Regions from separate parts of the Homo sapiens genome. Here region 1 is linked to region 2. A link is an interaction called in ENCODE POLR2A ChIA-PET data of the cell type or tissue named here. Cell type or tissue: OCI-LY7. All regions are shown on one strand.

Evidence for each region. ChIA-PET counts read pairs that join two places held together with the same protein. Peaks named below come from ENCODE experiments on the same cell type or tissue, not always from the same donor. Only the 100,000 strongest peaks of a DNase experiment are listed, where the experiment ranks them.
Region 1: POLR2A ChIA-PET joins it to region 2 with 8 read pairs; 3 of 35 experiments call an interaction of 5 or more read pairs at or near these places.

The regions. Positions count from the first base shown.
Region 1 is chr10:92,598,645-92,602,644 of GRCh38, reverse strand. All of the region lies in intron 1 of KIF11 (kinesin family member 11), which reads right to left. Among named protein-coding and RNA genes, the nearest start is that of KIF11, 7.5 kb to the right of the region's middle. In OCI-LY7, no CTCF peak of the experiment used is centred here; no DNase peak of the experiment used is centred here.
Region 2 is chr10:92,727,970-92,731,969 of GRCh38, reverse strand. No RefSeq gene overlaps it. Among named protein-coding and RNA genes, the nearest start is that of HHEX, 40 kb to the right of the region's middle. RefSeq lists a silencer at 1,731-1,780 and an enhancer at 1,991-2,090. In OCI-LY7, no CTCF peak of the experiment used is centred here; a DNase peak (open chromatin) is centred at 1,879; H3K4me3 peaks cover 1,109 bases; H3K27ac peaks cover 1,857 bases.

The DNA of each region.
Region 1 (4,000 bases), 130 kb after region 2:
CATATCAACACCCTAACTTTACAACTTAAGGAACTGGAAACAAAAGAACTAGTTATTTGTGTCTTCTCTCTTATTGTTGAAAGAGTATTTTCAACAATTGTATGCCAACAAATCGGATAACCCAGCTGAACAAATTCCTAGAAACACAATACTTACAAAGACTAAATCACAAAGAAATGGAAATTCTGAATGGAGCTATAACCAGTAAAGAGATGGACTCACTAACCAAAAATCTCCTGACAAAGAAAAGCCCTAGATCTGATAGTTTCATAGGTGAATTCTATAAAACATTTCAAGAAGATCTAATACCAGTTCTTCTCAATCTTTTCCCAGAAAAAATCTGGCAAAGGAGAGAACACTTCCCAACTCATTTTGTGAGGCAAGCATTACCCTGATACCAAAGCCAGACAAAGGCAACTACAAGAAAACTACAGATCACTATCCCTTATGAACACTGATAAAAAAAAATCCTCAACAAAATACCAACACATTGAACTGAGCAGCACAAGGATTATACACCATGACCAAGTGGGATTTATTCCTGGAATACAGGGATGGTCCAACATGTAAAAATTGATCAATGTAATATACCACATTAACAGAATGAAGGAAACCACAGAATCATGTCAATCGATGCAGGAAAAGCATGTGACAAAATTCAAAACCCATTAGTCATAAAAATGCTCAACAAACTAGGAATAGAGTGAAACTACCTCAACAAAATAAAAGCAACATATGAAAAACCCACAGCAAACATAATTGATGGTCAAAGACTGAAGAATGTTCCTCTAAAAACAAGAACAGGGCCAGCACAGTGGTTCATGCCTGTAATCACAGCACTATGGGAGGGTAAGAGTAGAGGATCACCCGAAGCCAGGAGTTCAGGATCAGCATGGGAAACATAGCGAGACCCCATCTCTAAAAAAAAAAAAAAAATTATTTTTTTAATTAGCTGGGTGTAGTAGTGTGTCTATAGTCCCAGCTACTCAGGAAACTGAGGCAGGAGGATCTCAAACAAACTAACAAATAAAAGAACAGGAGCAAGACAAGGATGCCCAATGCCCACTTTTGCCACTTCCATTCGACATAATACTGTAAGTTCTAGCTAGAGTAATTAGGCAAGAAAGAAAAACAAGGGCCGGGCATGGTGGCTCACGCCTGTAATCCCAGCACTTTGGAAGGCTGAGGCAGGCGGATCGCGAGGTCAGGAGATCGAGACCAGCCTGGCTAAAACGGCGAAACCCCGTCTCTACTAAAAATACGAGAAAAAAAAAAAATTAGCTGTTTATGGTGGCACATGCCTGTAGTACAAGCTACTCGGAAGGCTGAGGCAGGAGAATCGTTTGAACCCAGGAGGCGTAGGTTGCAGTGAGCAGAGATTGCACCACTGCATTCCAGCCTGGGCAACAGAGCGAGACTCCATCTCAAAAAAAAAAGGAAGAAAAATAAAAATAAAAGGCATCCAAATTGAAAAGGAAAAGGTTGAGGGCCAAGAGCGGTGGCTCATGCCTGTAATCCCAGCACTTTGGGAGGCCAAGGCGGATGGATCACGAGGTCAGGAGTTCAAGACCAGCCTAGCCAAGATGATGAACTCCCATCTCTACTAAAAATACAAAAATTAGCTGGGCGTGGTGGCATGTGCATGTAATCCCAGCTACTTGGGAGGCTGAGGCAGAGAACTGCTTGAACCCAGGAGGCAGAGGTAACAGTAAGCAGAGATGGCGCCACCGCGCTCCAGCCTGGGCGACAGAGCGAGACTCCATCTCAAAAAAAGAAAAAAAGAAAGAAAAGGAAAAAGTAAAATTATCTGTCTGCAGATTATATGATCTTTTATATAGAAAATCTGGCCGGGCGTGGTGGCTCACACCTATAATCCCAGTACTTCAGGAACCCCAAGGGGACTTGAGGTCAGGAGTTTGAGACCAGCCTTGCCAACATAGTGAAACCCTGTCTCTACTAAAACTACAAAAACTTAGCTAGGCATGGGCGCATGCCTGTAGTCCCAGCTACTCGGGAGGCTGAGGCAGGAGAATCGCTTGAACCCAGGAGGCAGAGGTTGCAATGAGCCAAGATTGTGCCACTGCACTCCAGCCTGGTGACAGAGCGAGAGTCTGTCTCAAAAGAAAAAAAAATAGAAAAGAAAGAAAACCCTAAAATTCAGTGGGGCAAAAGGAGCTAGAGCATCAAGAAGAATAGCTAGTGGATGCTGGGCTTAATAGCTAGGTGATGGGTTGATCTGTGCAGCAAACTGTGATGGCACAGGTTTACCTATGTGATAAACCTGCACATCATGCACATGTACCCCAGAACTTAAAAGTTGATGAAAAAAATAATAAAAATAAGGCCAAGTGCAGTGGCTCACGCCTGTAATCCCAACACTTTGGGAGGCCGAAGCGGGCGGATCACGAGGTCAGGAGTTCAAGACCAGCCTGACCAACATGATGAAACCCTATCTCTACTAAAAATACAAAAATTGGCCGGGCATGGTGGCGAGCGCCTATAATCCCAGCTACTCCGGAGGCTGAGGCACAGAATTGCTTGAACCCGGGAGGCGGAGGTTGCAGTGAGCCGAGATCACACCACTGCACTCCCGCCTGGGCAACAGACCGAGATTTCATCTCAAAAAATAATAAATAAATAAATAATAATAATAATAATAAACAGAAGTTCAATAGTTAATTAAAAAAAAAAAAAAGCCAGGCACAGTGGCTCACGGCTGTAATCCCAGAACTTTGGGAGGCTGAGGCAGGTGGATCACGAGGTCAAGAGATCGAGACCATCCTGGCCAACATGGTGAAACCCCGTCTCTACTAAAAATACAAAAATTAGCTGGGCGTCGTAGCGTGTGCCTGTAGTCCCAGCTACTCGGGAGGCTGAGGCAGGAGAATTGCTTGAACCTGGGAGGTAGAGGTTGCAGTGAGCCGAGATCGCGCCACTGCACTCCAGCCTGGCAACAAAGCGAGACTCCATCTCAAAAAAAAAAAAAGAAAAGAAAACTCTAAAATTACACACACACAAAAAAAAACTGTTAGAACTAATAAGTGAATTCAGCAAAGTAGCTGGATAGAAAGTCAACAAGCAAAATCCAGCGACGTTTCTTTTTTCTTTTTTTTTTTTTTTGAGACAGAGTCTCACTCTGTTGCCCAGGCTGGAGTACAGTGGCACGATCTTGGCTCACCACAACCTCCACCTTCCAGGTTCAAGCGATTCTCCTGCCTCAGCCTCCTAAGTAGCTGGGACTACAGGCACGCGCCACGATGCATGGCTAATTTTTGTATTTTTAGTAGAGACAGGGTTTCACTATGTTGGCCAGGCTGGCCTTGAACTCCTGATCTCGTGATCAGGAGTTGGGAGGCCCACCTTGCCTCCCAAAGTGCTGGGATAACAGGTGAGAGCCACTGCGTCCAGCCTCCAGTTACATTTTTATACACTAAGAATGAACAATCTAAAAAGGAAATTACAAAAACAACTCAATTTAAAATAGCACCAAAAAGAATAAAATATTAGTAATTAATTTAACCAAGGAGGTGAAAGACTTATAAAATGAAAACTATAAAACACTGCTGAGGCCAGGCGCAGTGGCTCACGCCTATAATCCCAGCACTTTGGGAGGCCAAGGTGGGTGGATCACCTGAGGTCAAGAGTTCGTGACCAGCCTGACCAACATGGTGAAACTTTGTCTCTAGTAAAAATACAAAAATTAGCTGGTCGTGGTGCCACATACCTGTAATCCCAGCTACTCAGGAGGCTGAGGCAGGAGAATCACTTGAACTCGGGAGGTGGAGGTTGCAATGAGCTAAGATTGTGCCACTGCACTCCAGCCTGGACAACAAGAGCGAAACTCCATCTCAAAACAAAAACAAACAAAAAAAAACTGCTGGCAGAAATTAAGGGGCATAAATAAATGGAAACACATCCCTTGTTCATGAACTGAAAGACTTAATATTGTTAAGATGCCAATACTACCCAAAGTGATCTATAGATTCAATGTAATCCCTAT
Region 2 (4,000 bases):
GAGAGAGAGAGAGAGAGAGAGAAAGAAAGAAAGAAAGAGAAAGAAAGAAAGAAAAAGAAAGAAAGAAACATGTAGCACATTTACTGGCACATAGTAAACACAATGAATGGTAGCTAATGTTTCTGTGCCTTTAGAAGGCTAGGGAAAATTTTAAGTTAAAAAAGGGAAAAAATCATGTAAATGTGGCAAAATCTTGACAATTGGTGAATCTAGGTGATGTGTATATAAAAGCTCGTTGTATTATTCTAATTTTATGTACATTTGAAAATTTTCACACATTTTTAAAGTTAAAAGGCAGGAAACACACAACTGCTTCCAAATCAACCAAATATTCAGTCTAGACTTCATGTATTCCCTCAACAAATATTTATAAAACACTGTGTGCCAGGCCATTGTGTGCCATTGCCATATGGAATGCTAAGTCCCTGTTCTCAGGGAACTTATAGTGTAGTTGGGAGACAAACATTAAGTTATGGAAAATTCTCCAAAAGAAGTGCTGAGAAGGCCAGGCATCATGGCTCACGCCTGTAATCCCAGCACTTTGGGAGGCTAAGGCAGGTAGGTCACTTGAGGACGGGAGTTTGAGACCAGCCTGGCCAACATGGTGAAACCCCGTCTCTACAAGAATACAAAAATTAGCTAGGCATGATGGCGTGTGCTACTTGGGAGGCTGAGGCAAAGAATCCCTTGAACCCAGGAGTTGGAGGTTTCAGCGAGCCAAGGTCACACCATTGCACTCCAGCCTGGGCAACAAAGTGAGACTGTGTTCCCTGCCTCCCCCAAAAAAAGAAGTGCTGAGAGAATAGTGAAGAAAGAAATCAGTTTAGAGAAGGAAGTCAGGAAGGCCCTCTGAGGAAGTGATATGTAAACAAAGACCTGAGGAGCTTACCTGGGCAAAGGAGTCAGCACCCATGTAAAGCAACCATCATGTGCAAAGGTCCTGAGGCAGGAATAGTGGAAAGGCCAGTATGGCTGCAACACAGTATGAAGAAAAGGTGGCTCAAGAGGAGGCTAGAGGCCAGGCATGGTGGCTCACGCCTGTAATCCCAGCACTTTGGGAGGCTGAGGCAGGTGAATCACTTGAGGAGAGGAGTTCAAGACCAGCCTGGCCAACATGGCAAAACTCCGTCTCTACTAAGAATACAAAAATTAGCCAGACATGATGGCTGTGCTACTTGGGAGGCTGAGGCAGGAGAATCTCTTGAACCCAGAGGCGGAGGTTGCAGCAGTGAGCCGAGCCACTGCACTCCAGCCTGGCAACAGAGTGAGACTCCATCTCAAAAAAACAAACACAGAAGAAGAAGAAGAAGAAAGAAGAAGAAGAAGAAGAAGAAGAAGAAGAAGAAGAAGAAGAAGAAGAAGAAGAAGAAGAAGAAGAAGAAGGAGGAGGAGGAGGAGGAGGAGGAGGAGGAGGAGGAGGAGGAGGAGGAGGAGGAGGAGGAAGGGAGGGGGAGGGAGAAGGAGAGGAAGAGGGAGAGGGAGAAGGAGAAGGAGAAGAGCAAAGGGAAATCTTTTTCAAATATTTTTCAATGTTTGCCACAATTTTGCCACCAAGAAATTGGAAACTACAACTTTGTGCTTTCGTATGAGAAATACAAAATGAGCAAAAAACGGGGCTTAGGACAGGTAAGGGATAGGTACTGCCAAGGCTTTGGATCTATGTCCACACATGTTTTTCTCCCACAGTCATCAAATGTCAAAGATTTAATTTATTTCGTGATTCTCCAGCCCTATATTCCCCACCCCCACCCCACTCCCCCAGCACCTGCTAGCTGAGGCACCCTCTTGAACCATATTCTTCACTTCAGCTGTCTTTATAAATTAACTTTCTAAACTGGGAAAGCAATACTCCACACCGCTAAGCAGGGCCAGTTTCACTAAGACAGATGGAAACAAAGAAATAGGACCACATTCACTTGCAGATTTGCATAGGTCCAGACACTGAAAGCTGGGGCCTCTAGAATTCAGACAAGTTGTTCTTACAGCTCCTGAAAAGTCATCCTGCCCTTGGTCCTCAGCCTTATTTGGTGACCTTCCACCCCTTTAGGACTTTAACTGTGTGAACAGGGGCTGAGGACCCACCCCAGGATCAAGCTGCCCAGGTTCAAATCCTCACACTGCCAGTTCGACTCTGGGAACTTGCACAAATTACTTCACTTCACTAAAACTCTATTTCCTCCTCTACAAAATGGGGATAATGTGTGAATTAAATGAGATAATGCATGTGGCATATAGTGGATTAAGTGCTTGCAGAGTGTGAGCTATTTTTAATTTCTGTAATTCTGCCACTTCTTCCTGCCACTTCTCACCTCAAATTTAAACTGCCCCCATTTAGACATGTATTTTTTACTTTCTCTCTCCCTCTCTCTCTCTTATTTTTCATAGAGACAGGGTCTCACTACATTGCCCAGGCTGGTCTTGAACTCTGTGTTTCAAGCAATCCTCCCTCCTTGGCCTCCCAATGTGTTGGGATTATAGGCACAAGCCACTGTGCCTGGCCTAAATGTCTGTGTTTTTTTTTTTCTGTTGTTTGTTTGTTTGTTTGTTTTTGAGACTGAGTCTAGCTCTGTTGACCAGGCTGCAGTGCAGTGGCTCTATCTCAGCTCACTGCAAACTCCGCCTCCCGGGTTCAAGCAATTCTCCTGTCTTAGCCTCCTGAGTAGCTGGGACTATAGGCACCCACCACCACACCCAGCTAATTTTTGTATTATTAGTGGAGACGGGGTTTCACCATGTTGGCCAGACTAGTCTCGAACTCTTGACCTCAGGTGATCCAGCCCCTCAGCCTCCCAAGGTGTTGGGATTACAGGCATGAGCCACTGTGCCCGGCCTAGACATCTGTTTTTAATCAGAGAATATTCATTTTATTTTTGGATAATTTGGGAAATTTTGTCTGGGTTGCCTCTGAGATAGATGTCTGTCACAAACATAAAGGAGAAATAATTCCCTGGTTAATTCACAAGTTGATATTGAACAGTTGCTCAGAACAGAGTTCTGTGGATGAAAAAACAAGAAGGGAGAAGAGGAAGAAGAGAAGGAAGGAGAAGATAGTATAGACCCAAGGTCTTAATGTAGGGAGGACAGATGACAAAGAAGTCAGTGAGGATGGGCCCCCTGGAAGAGCTATGTGTTGAATTGTGTCTTAAATGAGGTGATGGAAAAGAGATCAGCAGAGAGTCATAATAGGCTACTTAAGATTTGAATCTGTACATCCAGGACAGTGGTTCTCAACTGGGGGCAATTTTGTGCCCCAGGAGACATTTGGCAATGTCTACAGATCTTTTTGGTTATCACAATTGTGGGGGTGAGGGGTGCTGCTGGCACCTACTGGGAAAAGGCTACACATCCTACAGTGCACAGGACAGGCACCCCACAACAGAGCCTTATCCAGCCCAAAGTGCCAGTATTTCCAAGGTTGAGAAACCTTGATCTAGAACAAGCTTGTCCAACTCGCGGCCCATGTGCCACACGTGGCCCAGGATGGCTTTAAATGCAGCCCAATGCAAATTCATAAACTTTCTTATAACATTATGAGGTTTTTTTGCAATTTTTTTTTTTAGCTCATCACCTATCATTACTGTGAGTGTATTTTATGTGTGGCCCAAGACAATTTTTCTTCCATCATGGCCCAGGGAAGTGAAAAGATTGGACAACCCTAATCTAGAAGACTTCCACTCTTTGAGAGAACTATGTCCTCGCCATCCTTTGCTCTTTTTTAAAAGATGAGTATTCACTGAAGCCATTATTAGTGCTTTCAAATACTTTTACTCCTGGCAATAAAGATAGTGTTTTCAGGCTCAGCTAGTAATAGCATCCTCTTTTCCTGTCACTGCTGCTGGGTCTCATCCTTACTTCCCTAATACCCCCACCCCACAGACATGTCCTTCCTTTCAAGAAGAAAATCAAAATGCAGGAAAACAGTAGCCACATGTGTTAATGATTACATGATAGTACAGTAAAATCCCAGGCCCAGTAGCCTTCTCATCAGTGCTTCTTTAGA